2 separate regions of the Mus musculus genome follow, and region 1 is linked to region 2. The links are chromatin loops, found by intact Hi-C in ENCODE. Cell type or tissue: gastrocnemius. All regions are shown on one strand. Each heading gives the region's core, and the rest is flanking DNA. Links, peaks and the distances in the headings are about the cores only. Region 1 overlaps 2610027F03Rik (a long non-coding RNA gene). Region 2 has its middle 7.0 kb from the start of Gm34584.

The links. Hi-C counts contacts between places; a loop is a spot of excess contacts. Peaks named below come from ENCODE experiments on the same cell type or tissue, not always from the same donor. Only the 100,000 strongest peaks of a DNase experiment are listed, where the experiment ranks them.
Region 1: a loop joins it to region 2, with 2.2 times the contacts of the local background. A loop is called at or near these places in 2 of 42 quality-filtered maps.

What each region holds. Positions count from the first base shown.
Region 1 is chr1:120,762,986-120,772,052 of GRCm38, reverse strand. 2610027F03Rik (a long non-coding RNA gene) reads right to left here. Exons shown (of 3, transcript XR_001779385.1): 3 at 8,486-8,691. Among named protein-coding and RNA genes, the nearest start is that of Gm29345, 39 kb to the left of the region's middle. In gastrocnemius, for the core only: no CTCF peak of the experiment used is centred there; no DNase peak of the experiment used is centred there; H3K27ac peaks cover 177 bases.
Region 2 is chr1:120,846,076-120,855,142 of GRCm38, reverse strand. No RefSeq gene overlaps it. Among named protein-coding and RNA genes, the nearest start is that of Gm34584, 7.0 kb to the left of the region's middle. In gastrocnemius, for the core only: no CTCF peak of the experiment used is centred there; DNase peaks (open chromatin) are centred at 3,084, 3,516 and 5,573.

The sequences.
Region 1 (9,067 bases), core at 683-8,682, 83 kb after region 2:
TAAGCCTTCATACATTCCTCCTCAAAGAATTCTTAAGGTTTGATTCCACACCACTAGGGACGTATCTCTTTAACCTGTCCTGTATTGACTCCTACTTTAGAAAAGACAGATCCAGACTTAAAGGCTGTTCACCCGGTGGGTTGTTCATATTCTGTTTATCCCACTTGGTGGCTGTTTTGGTCTCGGTGAAACAATTTCCTATCATACAACTGGCAGGTAGGACAATGTGCGCAGAGGTTCCTGAGCTCCAGAGATTAGGAGATACTGTCCTCAGCGCCTTGACTCACGGAGACTCAGAAATGATGAAGCACCACCAAATTAACTCCAGCACGCAATGCTACTGAGCTACCAGGCTCTCCGACCTGCAGAATGTTCCTCACCCAGTTGACATCTTCCATACACTAACAGGCACATCCATCATCCTTCCTTCCTTCCTTCCTTCCTTCCTTCCTTCGCCTGCTTTGCTGTTTTATTGGAGTTTCATTGTCTCAGGGGGAACATGAAAGGGGAAGTTACTGGGTGGGAGGGGCAGGCAATCGTGCACTCCACAAGGATCTCACAGGAGAGACAAGAGCTGGGTGTAGCTGGTAGGCTCTGGTTATGACTGTTCACAGCAGCTGGGGAGGCCAGTGCCTGTGTGGTCAGGGCTGTTAAATGCCTTGAATCTCACCTCTGGGTAGAGACACTGTATTTTCATTGGCAAAGCTTATGTTGGTCCCCAACTGTGGTTCTCCTTTAGTTTTATAGATCTTGTAATTGTCATGGACACTCCCACCAATGCTGGTCGTTGAGCTGGCTGCCATCCTGGCTGCTGGTGTGGTTTCTTAATTCCCTCAATTACTAATTAAGAAATCTTTATGTACCAAGCACCGTGCTGTTTCTATAGATTTCTATCTTTTCCCTATCCTCAGAGATGGAGCTGATGGGTATCTTTTAGAACTACTATTCAGAAATCCTTTTAAGCTGGAAAATAATAATGTTTTTCTAATGAAAATTATAAGCAGACCAGTTTGGAAAAATGAACATTAAAAAAGTAAAATTAAAAAAAAAAAGGAGCAACCTCTTGGGACTGATGGAATGATGCAGTAGGCTTATCATCAAGCCTGATGACCCGAGTTCAGTTCCCAGAAGCCACGTGATGAAAGAGAAGATCAAATCCTGCAAGCTGTCCTCTGATCTTAACACACAGAATGCACAGCGCACATGTGCATAAGCACACACACAAATAAACAAATGTAATTTCTGAAAGCACAATAGACTATAAGCTTACGTTCACATTCTTGTTTTGCGACTAATATTTGAAGAGCTGGTGGGATTCAGGTAGCCCCTAAATACAGTTCTCAGTTTCTAGATGTATAGTTTGCACCATATTCTTCCAAGGTCACTTTTAGCCATGAAATTCTATGTTCATCAGATAAATGTTCTTCAAATTAAAGGGAGTGTCTCGGAAGCCATTTTTTATCAGTGTTTATCAATACAGTAGTCTGATTCCCCCCTGACCCTCCTTATACCATTTCTAATAAGAAAAGTACCAGCCATGTGTGCAGCACATGGGGTCTGTCCAGGGGCCGTGAAAGATACATAAATTACACAAGTGAAAGACGCAAAACACATGTTGACACATCTCTAGTCCACATGTACTTCTTGGTTACGGTTTAACGGTGCTTAATTTTAAGGGTTATTCAGAAATCTGTTTAAAGTACTTCCCTAGAAATGTCTTTTAGATGGGGTCCAAAAGGTCCTTGGATATAAACAAGTGGAGTTGCCTGTATTTCTGTGATGGACATCACCCAGTAGGGGGGAGGAGGATGAGGAAGAACTCTCAAGTCTGTAATAGAGTATTTCACACCTTGTAGCATCTAGAAACAGTCATAGCAAAGCAAAGAATAAAAGAATGTGCACATGGGGGTTAGGGGTCTGCAGCCTCACCTATGAACCCATTATGGGAAGACACAGCAGGTCCATCTGCTTCCACCATCAGCCCCCATTTGGGGCTCCCTCCTCTAGTCCTGCATATGCTGGCCACACAAGTCTAAGTTCGTGCCCTTCCTGTTTGTTCCCTTGGGAATGTGTCTGCTCATTCCGGAGAGACCTGAAGAGCCTCGCTTCCTTTAGGAAACTCTCCCACTCCTCTCCATATGGATGGACATTCCTGCATCCTTGTCCTTCCTCTCTCACTTTCTGGCACTACATCCATTGTCCCATCTGCCATGTGAAACAGCATTTGTTTCTCATAATGAGTAACAATTATTGAGGAGGGATGGAGTCATAAATGTGCTTTTGTGATCTGTGGAATTCCTGGTGTCTGACATGTTTGCTAATGATTCTTTGGGCCAATGAATGAATGCCTGTTGACACCCAATGTCAGATTCAATTGGATCTTTGACCTTGAAGGTTCAACGGGAGCAGCCAAAAGTCAATGTCTGTTTTGAAAGCTTAGCTCTGTGACTTTTCCATCATGGAAAAACTCATTGTTTTATTTGAATGAAAAAGCTATAATTTTTATTAGATATTTTCTTGATCAAGGAAAACAATCTGGCTTGCTATAGCATCCCATGTCATCAGCATTCTGAGGAGTCTATTTTGTGTGCATGTGTGTGTCTATGTGCATCTATGCTTGTAACATCAGAGGATGGATGGCCTCAGTTGTACCTCGGAAAACACTCACTTTGGGTGTTGTTGTTTTGTTTTGTTTTGTTTTGTTTTGTTTTTTAGACAGAGGCATTCCTTTTCCTGGAGCTTCCTAGCTAGGTTAGGTTATCAGGCCATCCAGTGCCACAGACCGACCCATCTCTGCCTCTCTGACAATAGGATTATAAATACATCTCCACATCCAGTTTTTTTTACATGGATTTTAGGGATCAAATTCTTGTACCTTACTTTACTGACTGTCATCTACCAAGCTCATGCTTCTCTCTAGAAGAGTTTGCAATGAAGAAGTATATGATATTGCCCTCAAACTACTTGCTTACTGATTAAGTTGAAAAGAAAGCACCTAGAGTCCCCAAACTAAGGAAGCAGAGATAGGTGGATTCCCTGGACTTAGCTATCTGCCAACCTAGCCTACTTGGAGGATTCCAGGCCTATGAGAGACCCTGTTTCAAAACACAAGGTAGCCAGCCCATAAGGAATGAGAGCCAGGGTTGTCCTCTGATTTCCACAAACATGTGTCCATACATACACTTGAACATGCAACATATGTGCACACACACACACAAATAATATACTGCCTTTTGGATACTTAACTAGTTCTTAACTAATTTTCAACTTAAGGGTGGGACAAACGCAATCTATAACAAGTAAAACCCAAACTTCTGAAATTTAAATCTGGGCCAAATAAATCCTTTCCTCTTCTTATGTAGCTTTGTCTTGAGATAATTGTCACAACACCAGAAATAAGCTAAGCTAAGCCACAGGACAGAGTGAAGACATTATTCCACTCAAGGCTAATTTGGCGAACAATGAGTTTGATTGAGGTTACTAACAAAGCTTCGGCAGCTTACGTGTCCTCTATCACTGAAGAAAGTATCCCCTCTAGCCCCCATTAACTGCCTAAAAATTAATCCAAAGTGGAGCAGGTCCTTAGGATCCCTCCCCTACACACATCTCCAGCACTGAGCTTGAATGTGTCTTCAGTGCTGGACACTTTGATATGTTTAATGTTTGTTGGGATGCAACCCCATGGTCCACCAAGGAGCAACCATACTGGTAAGATAAAATAATGTGTTAAAATTAAGCTCATTAGTTCCTTTTAGCTAAGTAAAGTAGGAAATTTCTATTATATTTCCATAGGAAGGTGATATTCAAAAGTCTTCTTTTCCCTCTGCTAGGCACCTTAGGTCTGGGGTCATAATCAGGAAACTCTTGAAGGACCAAACATCAAAATATCCAAAAGGACATTGTCTCATGGAGAATGGACAGATGCCCAGGGAGCCTATAAACCTTGTCCAGAAGTCCAGTTTATGGACTTCATGTCAACCACCATGAGTTCCTGCAGCTTCATTTCTTCCCTTCTGTTTTGTCTTTTAGATGGAGGTGGGGGGGGGGGCATGTTGAGGTGCAGGGTGTTGTTTGTGTGGGGTGAATGTGCAGAGGCCAGAGGAGAACATCAGGTGTCTTGCTCCATCTTCTTCATCATTTTCCTTGAGACAGTCTCACTCTCTCAATCTGAAGGAGGCTAACAGCCAGAAATCCCCAGAGATCCTCACTCCTCTGCCCTCCACAGAGCTGAGGCTTTCAGGTGTTCACCTGTGCCCAGCCTTTGACATGGATGTTGAAGCTCTGAACTCAGATTCTCATGCTTACAGAGCAAGAATTCTTACCCACTGAGTCATCTCCAGCCCCTCTTCCTTCAGCTTTGGCTACGTTTCCCTTTCATGGATGGAAATAAGTTTCAGGTGTTGGTGCTTTCCACAAATAGATAGGACTGCTTAGAAAGGGCTCGTGGCAGAAGCCGTGAACTCAAATGTCCATAAACACCAGGCATGTTACACAAGTGAGTGAGACAGGCCATATAACTTTCTGAATACAGTTATGTTCTTTTTGGATACTAAATAGGAATTTTCTTTCTTCCTCAGAGAAATATACTCTCTCCTTTTCTTTTTGAAACTGATGATGTTCTTGGCCATTCTCTCAATTTTCTGCTTTTCTTATAAAAAGAATTTCTACCCTGCTCTTAACTCAATTTAAGAATTAAAAAAAAAGTATAGACGCAATGATAAATTGCAGCTGACACTTGCCTCACTGTTAGGGGCTCCACAGGAAGTTATGGGACTGTGCAGAACTGGGGAACACGGGACTCACTCACAGAAGCAGCCCAACTCAATTTCAGGTTGTGCTGCCAAGTGGTAATGCAGGGGCCTGCTGAAGCCAGGTCTTATTTTTCAAGAGAAGCCAGAAATTTGTATATTTATATGAAATCTTCTAATTTTCAAATGTTGCCAACTAATTCAAAATATTTTTAAGACCTAGTGTGAGCCAGAATTCTGCAATCCAAGCAAAACAAATCTACAGGCAAGGTCTGGCTCATGAGCCACCAATTTGCAATCATTGGTCCTGAACTAGACATTATGTGCCTCAAAGGAAAAGGGGGGAAAGCAAAAGAAAAGGAAATTAATGTTTTTGAACACTTACTCTATGCCTGGAACTTGGTCTCTGCCCTCATTTAATCAGCCCAGCAGCTTAAGAAATATTGTTGGCCCCATTTTTACTGAAGAAACAATTAGATTTGAGTTCAACGACCTGCTCAAAACAACTCAACTAGAGACTTTCAAACCAGAGGAAGTTGCCTATTTCCTGTCCCCTAAATACATCTTCATCTGTGTGTCTCCTGTTCTCTCTGCTCTGGGCGTTTTACTTTTAAGCCCAAGTCCTTTTCTGATCACCCATTCTCCCAGGCCTCCCCAGTGTCCTGGGTCCTCATTTACACACATACATTCTTGGTGGTCTTAGCCGTATCTTTATTGTATGTCTCACGGTTGGCAGGAACCAGAATCAATGCTTGGTAGGGTCAACATGGACTAGGACTTGCACTTAATGTAGATGTGATGGTGTTATTTTGTATATGCCATTTGGTTATGTTCACAACTGTTGGCTTGTCTCCTCAGTCTTCCTTGTAACCATTTTAGGTGTGGGTTCTCTTCCTCTTCTTGGTCCCCTTCACCTGAATGGTAAATGTTTTGTTAACAATGATGGCAAAAGGCCCCATTGGGAAGAGGAGATGGGTCAGATAGTGAAGTCCTTGGCATATAAGTATACTCTGCTAAGCGTCCAGAACCTACATAAAGAGTTAAGTGTGGTAGTATGCACTTGTTATCTCTATGCTATGGAGGTGTAGTCAGGAGAATCACTAGCCAGCCACTCTAGTCTACTAGGCAAGCCTCAGGTCCCAGTGAAAGATGTCATCTAAACTAATAAGGTGGATTGCTCCTGAAGAATAACATCCAAGGTCAACCTCTTGCCTTTACATTTACATGTGCCTGCACACACACACACGCAAGCATTCCTAAAACACACACACACACACACACACACATACACACACACACACACACTTATCCCTTGTTGCCCACTTTCATTGCCTAATAGCCTAAAATCCCAAGAACCCCTTTCCTTTCTCTCTTACACATAATGAAATTATATATGTCCAGACCTGACTGTCCCCATTTAAGCCAAGATAAGTAACTTGCTATGGTTTACGTCTAAATACCCACCCCAAAGGAATATGCCTTTCAGAGTTGAGGACTAGAGAGAAGTGATATCATTGGGGAAGAGTTTGTCATTGAAGGGAGCATGAGGACCTTACTTCCTCCTCTTCCTCCTTCTCTCTCCCTGTGTATATATATATATATCCAGGTACATACATGTTAATTTGTGTGTGGTACACATGTATATATGTGCCTATGCATACAGAACCCAGAGGACAACCTCAGCTGTTCTTTTCCAGGATCCACCCACCTTGTTTTTAGACACGGAGCCTCTCTCAGGACTGGAACTCACCAAGTAGAGTGGGTTGGCTGGCCAGTGAGTACCAGCCCTGTCTCCACTTCCCCAGCACTGGGATTGCAAGTGCATGCTGCCATGTCCAGCTTCTTCATGTGGGCTAAGGGATCAAACTCAAATCTTAATACCTATGCATGGAGTTTATTTACTCTCTTTCCTTAGGCCCAGCACCTCTTCTTTCTTTGCTTCCTGTGTGCCATGAGATTAAAAACACTCCTCATCAGAAGCCCAAAATTAACAGTCATCCTAACGTGGGCTAAAACTAAGACTTTTAAAGGCATCATTCCTTCTGTTGACTTTCTGGGGAATTTTGTCACAGGGGTGTGAAGTTGATGAACAGCCCCCTCCACCCTGTTTTCCCCACTAGGCTTCCACCTACTGAGGTTCACCCAGGAAACTAAGTAGCCATTTACACGCACAGTGAGGGAAAGGGGTGTAATAATAACACAATATATCTTCATGTGCTCCTGAAGCTACAAAGCACCTTCATGTCATGTATTATGTTTGACATACAGTACAGGCTATCACTAGCCAAGATACATTACACTGCATGCATTTTACTGATGAAGAAGCTGTGGGCAATAGAGGCTAGCAGCACTGAACTCTTTGACGTGGGACCCATCTTCTTGTGGTGTCTGTGCCCTCTTCTGCTATAATTTTTTAATCTTCTGATTTGAAAACTTCTACCTCTCCTCAGTATAAAACTGAAAGGATACTGTAGAAGGAATGGATGGCAATGTTCCTAAGTCAAACTTAAGGACCTCTTGACCGGCCGCTCCATAGTCCCCTCTTCCTTTGCTCTGGGTGTATATCCATGAGGGAACAGAAGCAGAACCAGACACATTAGTGTGTGTTGCTTATGTACTTATTATGTTAGTAGAATTTACTCCATCACCAGTCACTTAGACATGATTTTCCAAATTCTAACATTCCATCCAAACCAAAAGACTTTCCCATTTTGACATATAAATATTTTCTGTAATTTTACAAATAAAACTCATGGTATGGTAAACATCTTTGAAGACTGAAGTTTGGGTTACATCTGTGACAAGATTGGCTGTGTTCAAGTCAGTACAGCTATAGCCTAGTTTATATCTCTGAACATACTTAGGTTGCATTGTGAGCTGGGCTACAGATAGAGGACGAGCGTGGTCATCTCATGAGCACTGGATGCTGGGAACACAGGAAGCAAATGTTAGGAGAGCCGCTCTCAGAAAAGCTATTGTTTTCCCGTGGCCCCTGCCAAATTGAGGAGACTTCTGTTGTCCACAATTGTTCTGCTTCCTCCTTGGGTTCAATCCCATCCTCTTTGTGGCAGCCAGGAAGAGTTATGCCTAAGGTTGTGCCTCTGCCGTTACTGGATTCCTATAGCTTTCCAGAAAAAAGCCATAAAGTGCCAGAAAAATCAGAATGAACATCAGGGTCTGTACCATGGCAAGAACTCAGTAAATCTCCTTCCTATCCACATGTCCACATTGTTACTCTTTAGACCAGGTGGTCACCGACCATGACACACCCTGCCAGGCAACGCATGCCTAGTGCACTAGTGACAGGGTGACTATGAAGCTCACTAACTGCTCTCTGACTGGATTTAAGGCCCACTCTGCAGGAAGGAATCCTGTGAGACCAGTCGAAATCCCATGGCAGGGGAGATCATAGGTCCTATGGGAAAATAAATAGCTGTGCTAAAATAAGTAAGTTCTGAATTATCTTCTGTCTCCTGAATGTGGAGATTCCCTAAGTACAGTGCCCTATTCTCTTGCTCCAAGCCATAACATCTTCCAGCACAGGGCCATTCCTTTGGAAAGGGGGATTTTATTGAGTACTAGATGAGCTGATTTCTTATGTTTAAAAAAAAAAAATCACTCAGGACCCAAGCCCATAATCAAGCCAATCTCCAAAGAAAATGCTTGATCAGAGAATGTCACAAATTTTCAGGGCTTAAGCCAGAGATGTCATCAAAATTTAGAAAATGTATCAGAAATAGAGTTTGAAAACCATCACTCCTTTATTCAAGGATGTGCATGAAATCTCCCCACCCTTGCCCTTTTGTTGATTTTTTTTTCAGCTTTGAATGGGGCCACCCAAGTTCTAAAGACGCTGCCAGCAGAGCTTGATCAGTTCTGGTTTAGGGCGGCTCATGGTAATCAGCTCAACAGGACCCTCCTCAAGCCGGCTGCATTTCTCCTCCTTAAATGGAAGACAAAACAAAGCCAAAAGTGAACAGACAATCCAAAGGAGGCTCCAAATGGCAAGGCAGAAGCAGGTGACACCTTAGAAGAACATGTGTCCTCCTCCCCTCCCCCTTCATGCTCTTTATGCCATGCTCACACTGAACCCTCCCTCACACAAGCTGGCAGGCAGTTAGGCAGACCTTCCTGGACCTATAAAGTGCAGCCAAGAACTTCACAACTTGGAACATGCAAGTCAGTCCTGGGATGAGTGAGGTCAGGTTAGAGGCAGCCAGCCGGCTCATGCCACTCACTTGATAGCTCCTGGCCTCAGGGGTAGCTGTCTCTCTTTCCTTGCCTCTGACTTACCTTTCTAAATAGGGAGAATCCTAACT
Region 2 (9,067 bases), core at 585-8,584:
GCCACCTCCCCTTGTTCATCTGCTACCACTGTGAACATGGTAATAGGACATGTTTTGCAAACTAGCATATGAAGTACAACCTGAACACAGACCGCTGTGTCTCTAGTGGTCCTGGGGTCCCCACCCCTTGGACTGCATGCATGCCAGGCACTGTATACAAGAACAAGTTCCCATGAGCTTTGGAGAATGAGAAAGGCTGCCAATTTGTCCTCAGCCAGTGTGGCAAGCTGTCCCAGAGAACTGTCAGTCAGTGATCAATGTGCCAGTCAGCAGAGGCCCTCTGGGATTAGGCTACCCCAGAACAGGTGGATCTGGTTTCTAAGCTGGGCTCTGCATCTTGCTGGAGGCTGGCTGTTAGAAAGAGATCTTTCAAAGACCCAGCAAGTCTTTCCCTGAGCTGGGGAGGGCACCAGACAATCTAACCTAGCCCAACCAATTTGGCACGCCAGGAGCAGCTGATAAGCAACTGATTTCCCACAGCACCGTGTCCTGGGATTCTGTAAGCCTCCACCTCTCAGAGTGCCAGGGTGGGCACCTTGGAGCACATTTGCCATCCTTTGTGTGAACTCAGAGAGAAAATAAGAGAACAGCTACATCTTGAACTTATGCTCCTCTTCTGCTCTGTGTCTTCAGATCTATCACCCCTGAATGGTTGATTGCCTTACAAAAGCTCTATGTGTCTCTGAAAAGGGATTAATTCATATATATAGATTAAAAAAAGAAATTCACTTAAATACTGCATACAGATAAACATACCTAAATGGAGAAGATAAAAAATAAAAAAAGACAGAGAGCAATGATGTCAACTATTAACCTCTGGCCTCCAAACACGTGGGCACATGGGTGCATACAACACACAAATGCAGACATGCACATACACTACACAAGCCCACCCACTGTATAAAGTGAGTACATTACTCCTCCAAAGTATGGTTGAGGGGCAGGTCTTGACTGTAGATATGAGGGAGAGTAAATCAGGAGGCATCTAGAAGAGTCCAGCACATGATGAGGAAAGTAGTAGGCTAGGCATGGCCCTGAGAGGGAGCAGGGAGAAAGAGGAAGAAAAAGCAAAGACCAAAAGAGAAAGGAGACCAAAGGAATATGGAACTGGAATGGCAGATCTATAAAGGAGTGAGAATCTGGGGGAGGGGGCACGAGCTGGAGAAGTTAAGGGTAGGGAGCAGGTGACAAGAGCCAGGATGCCAATATAGATTCTATACCAGGTATTTGCAATAGTGAAAGAACCTGGAGGCCGGCATGCACGTTGATATGCTAATAGGCACCAAAGCTATCTACTTGTCTTGAGTTTCTTTTGGACCTGTCACCCACCCCATGACCAAACACAGAAACCTTCAATAACTCTCACCACTGGCAGGATCAAGCTAACAATCTTCCCCAGTAATGACAAGGACTTTGTGATCTGACTGGCCATTCATGCCTTTATACTTTTATGCATTCGATGGTCATAGTTTTGCCTTCCACAAAGCCTGGAGAACTTCTCATCATTCAGGGTCCCACCAAGGCACTTGCTCCTCTTTATACATCTCTAAATCACCCACTATCATGCCACAGCTGTGCATATAATGAGTATAAGGATCACACATAAATAGAATAGGTATGTCTTTCATAGCTAAGGCTGTTTATCTACTCTGGTGTAGTATCTCTGCATGTGTAACACACAACATAGTATATAATATTCCGAATAACTGATTGGCTTGAAGAGAGTAGCACTGTTTGGGAATTCAGATAGAGTTGGTTGCCCAAAATAGGGAATGAGAACTTTCTATCACACATCTTGACTTAGGGTATGGCATCTGCCATGGTCAGCATTCATTTTTAACATGACAGACTCTAGAATCCCCTGGAGATGGGTTCCCCAGACATGCCTAAGGGATCATGTCAATTGATATGACAAGATCCATCTTAATTGAGGATGGAACTATTCCATGGGACAGGGGTCCTAAACTGTGTAAATGTAGGACGAGAACTTAGCAACAACATGTATTCTTCACTCTCTCTTTCCTGAGGGTGTGTTTCTTGTGACCAGCTGCATCAAGTTCTTGCCACCCTGACATCCTTACTGTCATGCATTGTACCCTTGAACTATAAGTTAATATAAATCACTTATCACTTAAGTTGCCTTTGTCAGAATATTTTACCACAGCAATAGAAAGGAAATCAAGACAGTATCCTAGTGGGGTGGCAGGCTGGGCCAGAGGCTGCCACTTAGTAACTCTCTGAGACATTCATTCCAGGGCTGAGATGACAAATGTCAGACACATCTGTCATGTGCGCATTCTGCATCCTGCATATTCGAGGCAATCTGCATCCCAACTGTGAAGTCGAATGGCAGACTATATTCCCTAGCCAGGGCTGTCCACGTTCACATTTAAGACTGTGTTGGTCCAGGATAGACAAAAACATGGCGATGGTCATGGAGCGTGAGCAGCCTTCACACAGTGTTGGCTTTGATTTTCCCACGTTCTCCATTACTCTGGAATCATCACAAGAATTTTCTGGATTCCTTTGACACTGCCTCATAATTCTAGGCATCTATCATGACTTCCATTTCTGTATTGTTCCTCCTCCTCCTCTTCCTCCTCCTTCTCCTCCTCCTTCTCCTCTTCTTCTTCTTTCTCTTTCCACCCTGCCCCCTTCTGTGTATTTGTCTGTGTGTCTGTGTCTCCCTGAACTCTTCAACTAATTGCAGGTAATAATATCTTCTCTAAGGGTCAGTATCTAGGAGAGACCCTTCCTAGCAGCACAGCACAGGCTAGTCTACCCTGTCCTCTGCCTCAGCCCAGGAAAGCCATCTTGGGTACCATAAGGAAACCAGCCTGTAGCTCTCCAAGTTGAGGGACTCCATTGCTGTTACTCGTGTCCCTTGGGACTGATCCCAAACTTGGCTGTCCTCAAACTCTGGTCTTGGCTATAGTCCACTAGGACATGGAAATTAACAAAGCAGAACACCCCATTTGGGGTCTGGGTGTCTCAGATGTTTCCTGCTGCCCGGGGAAGATTTTCCAGCCTGGGCAAAGGTCCATCAAGCCTGAGAAATTTGTCTGAATCCATCAAAGTCATATTGGGACATAAAACACAAAACCCTTCTCCCCAGCAGGAAGGCTCCTGTCTGCCAAGACGCCAGCACGCCCTGCCACCAGCAATAATTGCCAACAAGAATAGCAGACCGTGTAAGATAAGAAAGATTGTAAGCTGTTCAGCCAACTAGAATCGTCTGTGCTAATGACTGGCAGGCATCACAGGTGGGGAAAGAGACCTATCCCTCTGAATTTCACCTGCTACCCTTTCCCACTCTGAGATCTCCTGTGTGTGTGTGTGTGTGTGTGTGTGTGTGTGTGTGTGTGTGTGTGTGTGTGTGTGTGTGTGTGTGTGTAGGGCATAGGTCAGCCTCAGGTGTTTCCCCAGGAGCTCTACATCTATGGTTTATTTGGTTTATATATTTCTTTACAGCGTGTCTCTCACTAGCCCTGAAACTGGCTGATTCTGCTAGGTGGGCTGTCCAGTGAGCTCCAGGGACCCACCTTTCTCCCCGTCTCAGTGCTAGGAGGGGTGGATTCTGGGCATCAGTCTCCAGTTTTCCTCTTTGCAGGGCAAGTCTCTTACCTACTTAGCCATCTCCCCGGCCTACATCTAGGATTCTTCCTTCCTCTTACTCAGACCATGTTCTCTAAGTTCTTCCATTCTCACTCTACTCAAAATGAAACCTTGGCTAGCCTGCAAAAGGAGCTATTAAAGAGAATTGTTGATATTTACCACTTTACTTCTTTCTACATATTCCCTAAAGCCTTGTAGGAGTGTCCAACCCTTTTACACTGTGTTGTCTATAAATGTGTTGGACCAAATTCACAGCTATCCTAGGACACATGGAATCCACAGGTTTCAGGTTAGACATGGTGACTAGAGTGAACTTGACTTGTTTGAAATAGCTTGAAAGGCCGTTGTCCAAGGAATCCTATTCCTTGACAAAATATCCACATAGAGGGAATTCATATTAAATTATCAACCCTGGAAAAAAACTGAGCCATAAGGTAGATAATGTCTGCCCTGTGGGAGGGAGAGGCAGGTTATAGAGTAGCAGGGTGTGAGGGAAGGCTGAGGTAGAAAGGGGGAGGGGAGGGATGAAAGTCCTTTTGAGCAACTTGTCTGTGTGTGTGTGTGTTTGTGTGTGTGTATACTCTCAGACAGGGCTTCATGTAACTCAGGCAAGCTTTAAGATCACTGTGTAAGACCTTGAACTGTCGAACCTCCTGTCTACCTCTGTAGTCATGGGATTACAGGCATGAGAGCAGGTGTGGTTTTGGTTTGCTCCTGGGATGGAATCCAGGGCTCTGTGCATACCGGACAAGCACTCTACCATCTGAGCTGCACCCTCAGTCCCCAGGGTTTGGGGAAGATGTGAGACAAAGCCAAGCAATGTAAACAGGCGCTGGTGTTTACATGCCTGCTTCCACAGCTAGCAGGAAGGTAGGAAGGGAGAGCTGTGGACAGCAGGATTGGCACTGAGGGCATGCTGTGGAGTCAATGTCTTCTGGGGATATTTAAGGTCATCCCATGTCATATGATCCCACAACCCCACTGCATTGCCACCTGAATGGTGGCAGTATGATTCCTGTTTCCAGGTCTTTTATCCAAAGAGCTGAAAACAATACAGAGAATGACAAAATGCTAAGTAACTTACTCAGAAGCAAAGCAAAGAGTAGAAGCAGACAAAAATATACTGCAAGAGAGTCATGGCCACAGCAGTGAGGATGCAGGGCCTCCTTTTATGGGGAATCAAGAGAAAGAAAAGTTTGGTTATTAAGGAGCATAGAGAGGGTAGTTCTGTGTGTTGATTGGTAAGTTACGTTATAGATTCATTTTTCTGACTGTGAATGTCCCTTCTCAAAAGGAGTCTGATTTTAATCACATGCATGCCCAGTTATGCATAGGCATGAGACGATAAATAGGAAATTCTCCCTAAAAGTTCACTTGCAGGATGTGGTTTGGCTTACCACCCAAACCCAGTTCACATAGATTGGCCTTTCCATTCTTCCTGCACAGATATATTGAGAATACATCTGAATAAAAACAATCTAAGTTTGATTCTTGTTAGTGGCAGAGAAACTTAAGCTTCAGAGAGGGATGGATGTATAGCCAGTTGTGGATAGGGTTCGAGGAAGCTCTGAGTTTCCTGGTGCATTGTTCAGAGCTTTCTCTCTCTCTCTCTCTCTCTCTCTCTCTCTCTCTCTCTCTCTCTCTCTCTCTCTCTCTCTTCCTCCCTCCCTCCCTCTCTCTCTTCCCCCACTCTCTCTCTCTTTCCCATCCCCGTGTGTGTGTGTGTGTGTGTGTGTGTGTGTGTGTGTGTGTGTGTATGTGTGTGTGTCCCCGTATGTGAAGTAAGATCAGGAAAAAGAACTGGGCTGTCAACTGCAGGGTTTTCAGAAGAACAAACTGTGCATAGTCCAAATTTTGTAGTGCCCCAGGTTGCATAACGAGGTGTCCTCATCCTCATCTCTCCAGGCTCAGCTGCCCACAGCCAGACTGCTTGCCAGTTTCTAGGCTCCCCACCTCATGCTTCAATTCATTGATTTGTTTGCATTGGCATGCTGTGTTAATCAAAGAGCGGGAAAGATAACAGAGTCTGGACAGTGCATAGGGACTAGGTGGGAACAGGAGAGAAGTAGCCCCTGGCAGGACGAATACTGAGGGCAGATGCCCACAGGACAAGTCCACTGGGCCTCTCTTAAGGGACACTATAGCAGGAGGGATGAGTGCAAGGTGGGGATTAGGAAGGTGGGGCTCTGGGACTGCCCTGGTTCCATGCTGGGGATCCTCCTAAGCTTTGAATTGGGTTTTACCCTTTTGCAGAAAACACAGAAATACTTGCTTTGCTCTCATGCATTATCACTGTTTCCTTATCCCAGTAAGGAGGAGGGATTTCCAAGTTGGGTTTAGTGGTCAAACATTTCTTGAAGTCAGGTAGGCTCAAAGTCCTAGAACTACTTACCTTATGCATCTGCCTTTACATAATTGAAGAGTCCCAGGATGGAGAGCTGTGGAGACAGCTAAACACACACTTTCCCTCTCTTACCCCTCCTCAGTGTGACCAGAGGATAGCCTCTGGCTCCTTTCATGCAATTCGTCTCTACATTAGACTGGACCATAGTCAGAGCATCCTTTTAAACTGAGTGACTCCAGGCTAGTATTAGCCCCAGAATTCCCTCTGAAGTTCCCAGGCAGGGGCCTGATGCCTGTTCCTGCTCTCAGCCAGGCCGGTAGGTTTGCTGCTGGGTTTAGCACTGATTTGTGGTCTGCAAGCTGATGGCTGCTTGGATACTGGTACTCAGCAGTCAAGTGAGTGAGGAAAGACTCTGAGATAAGAAAAAAATGACTCACCAGTATTTATAGTGAGTTCCAAGAGTCCAGACAGCGTCCTAAGAACTCTTCCACATCTGGCCAGGTGAACCAGCAACGTGGGGTGTGTGGCCCAGGGCCTTGGACAAGTGAGGATGTCCCCAACAAAGGGAAGCTTTGAGTTCCTAGAGGCTTGGGCTAGCCACTGGCTCCCACCTGCACAAGCTCTGTGGTTAAGGCAAATGATGTCCTTTCTCTCTAGGTTCCTTATTTCATGGGACAACCATCAGAAGCACCATCTCAGATGTGCTTGCCATGAGGATCAAATGAGATGCCATGAGAAGATGACACAAGACGTCCAAGCTCTGGGAAGCTGCTGTGAAATCCATACAGGGACAGGGAAGCTGTCAGAGGGAATTTGGGGGCTAATACTAGCCAGAAGCCATACAGTGTAAAAGGATGCTCTGACAGGCAGCTGACAGTGAGCAGCTCTGCACGGGGACGTTAGTTAAGAGGGCTTGTGGACTTATATTTTGTTTCATCTGTGGAGGGAGGGGTATGTATGTGTGAGAGCAAGCATGTGTGTGCTGCAGGATGCTAAGGGCAGAGGACAGCCTCGGGTGTCAACAGTCTCCTTTCACTGTCTCTGAGACAGGGTCTCTGCTGTTTGCCTGTTTGCACAGGCACCAGGGTAACTGGGAGCTACGGGGAATTCTCTCATCTGCACTTCCCACCCATCCCTCCACAGAAGCACCGAGAGTGCAGAGGTGTGTACTATCTCATGAGGTTCACAACGGGTTCTAGGGACCTAATGTCATGTCCTCATGCTTGCATGGCAAGGGCTTTACCTATCTCCGGAGCCCTTGAAGCATATATTTTAATTGTTACCTGCTTATCTTAATGTACATTAAAATATATATGAGATAAAACCTGTGGTGTGGTGTGGTTTTTACCCTCTGGCTAAATAACACATACAAAGGTAGATATTTTAAGGCCTCTGTGGCCAAGATGCAGATACTCATCAGTGCCCAGAGTTTAGGAAGCACGGGCAGAACATAGAAGCTGCCATTTATGTCACCATTTACTAAAGCTCAGCCATGGGATGTACCTTTGCTGTTCCCAATCCCCAGCACCAGTGCCTGACCTTATCCCACATCCCACGATGTGAGCATCTTAGTTACATTTTTGCTTCAGTAAGAAAAGCAGCATATGGGAGAGAGGGCTTGTTTGGCTCATAGTTCAAGTGACACCATTAGGTACAGCAGGTGGCACATACCCTAGTGTTCAAGGGCCTTGTGAAAACCTCAGAGCAAATCTTGACAGGATCCAAACGTCTGGCATGTCTGTGAAGGATTACCTGGACTGGGTTAATAGAAGCGAGAAAATCTATCCCTAACGTGGACAGCACTGTGTCATAGGCTAGGGTCCTGGACTGAATAAAGAGGAGACATGGAGCTTGACCTGAGCCTTCAACTTTCTCTGTTTCCTGACTGTGAACACAAGGAGACCAGACACCTTCTCCTGTTGTCATGCCTTCCCTTCATGATGGGCCGTACCCTCAAAGTGTAGCCAAAACAAACCTCTCCATCCTCAGGTTGCTTTTGGGAGGATTTTATAACTGTGAGGATTAAACTATCACACACAAAGGCTCTGGGAACATTATGGGAAAGGGGCTGAAAGAGTGCAAAAGCTGGATGATCAGACAGTGTGCCGTGAGATTGTGTCTCCCAAAAATTTCAGAAGCTACGTGCATAAAGTCTCACCAACATGACTGCCTAAAGCAAGGACAACAGCAGTAACCATGTTAAAGTAGATGGGGAAGCTCATGAGGCCTCAATCCAGACTAAGAACTACAGGCAGCTAGGGAGTGCCCAGTGGGAGGAACAGTCGTCTCCAGAGAAGGGCAGACCTATTGATGTGTGTGTGTGTCTGTGTGTGTGTGTATGTTTTGATATCATGTGCATATACATGCATAAAATATCAATTAATGAAAAGAGAGGTCATGAATTTGGAAAAGATCAAGAAATGATATATGGGAGGGTTTAAAAAGAGGAAAGGTAAGGGGAAAATGATATAATTATATTATAATCACAACAATAAAAGAAAAAACTTAAGTTTGGAGTGCATATTTGTTATCCCAGTTCTGGAGAAGCAGAGATAGGCAGAGCCCTGGGCTTACTGGTCAGGCAGTCTAACAAGTAAGTGAACTCCAGGCCAGTGAGAGTTCCTGTCCTGTCAAAGAAAACAGGTTGATGGCTCCTGGTAAGCAACACATAAGGTCACTTTGATGGCTTAAGTCCAGGCAGAGTGGTGCAAGAGGAGCTGAGAGTTCTATATCTTTATCTGAAGGCCTCTAGGAGAGGTCTTCACTGATACCCATGTGGTTAGGAGGAGGGGCTCATTGTCTACCTCCACAGTGACACACTTCCTCCAACAATGTCACACCTCCTAATAGTGCCACTTCCTGGGCCAAGCATATTCTAACCACCAGTTACCTTCTGAACTCCTCATGTGCGTATTCAGTTGTAGATGCATGCCTCACCCCCTATTCTGTACCTTCAGTTTCGTTTTTCTTCTCCAGTGCTCATCATGGGTGCACAGCATCTCTCTACATCAACTGGAGCACACAGAATCTCCCTTACTGCAGACGTAGCCCCAGGCTCAGTGGCATAAATACTACACTCCCTGAAAGCAATCTGTTACATGCAGAATC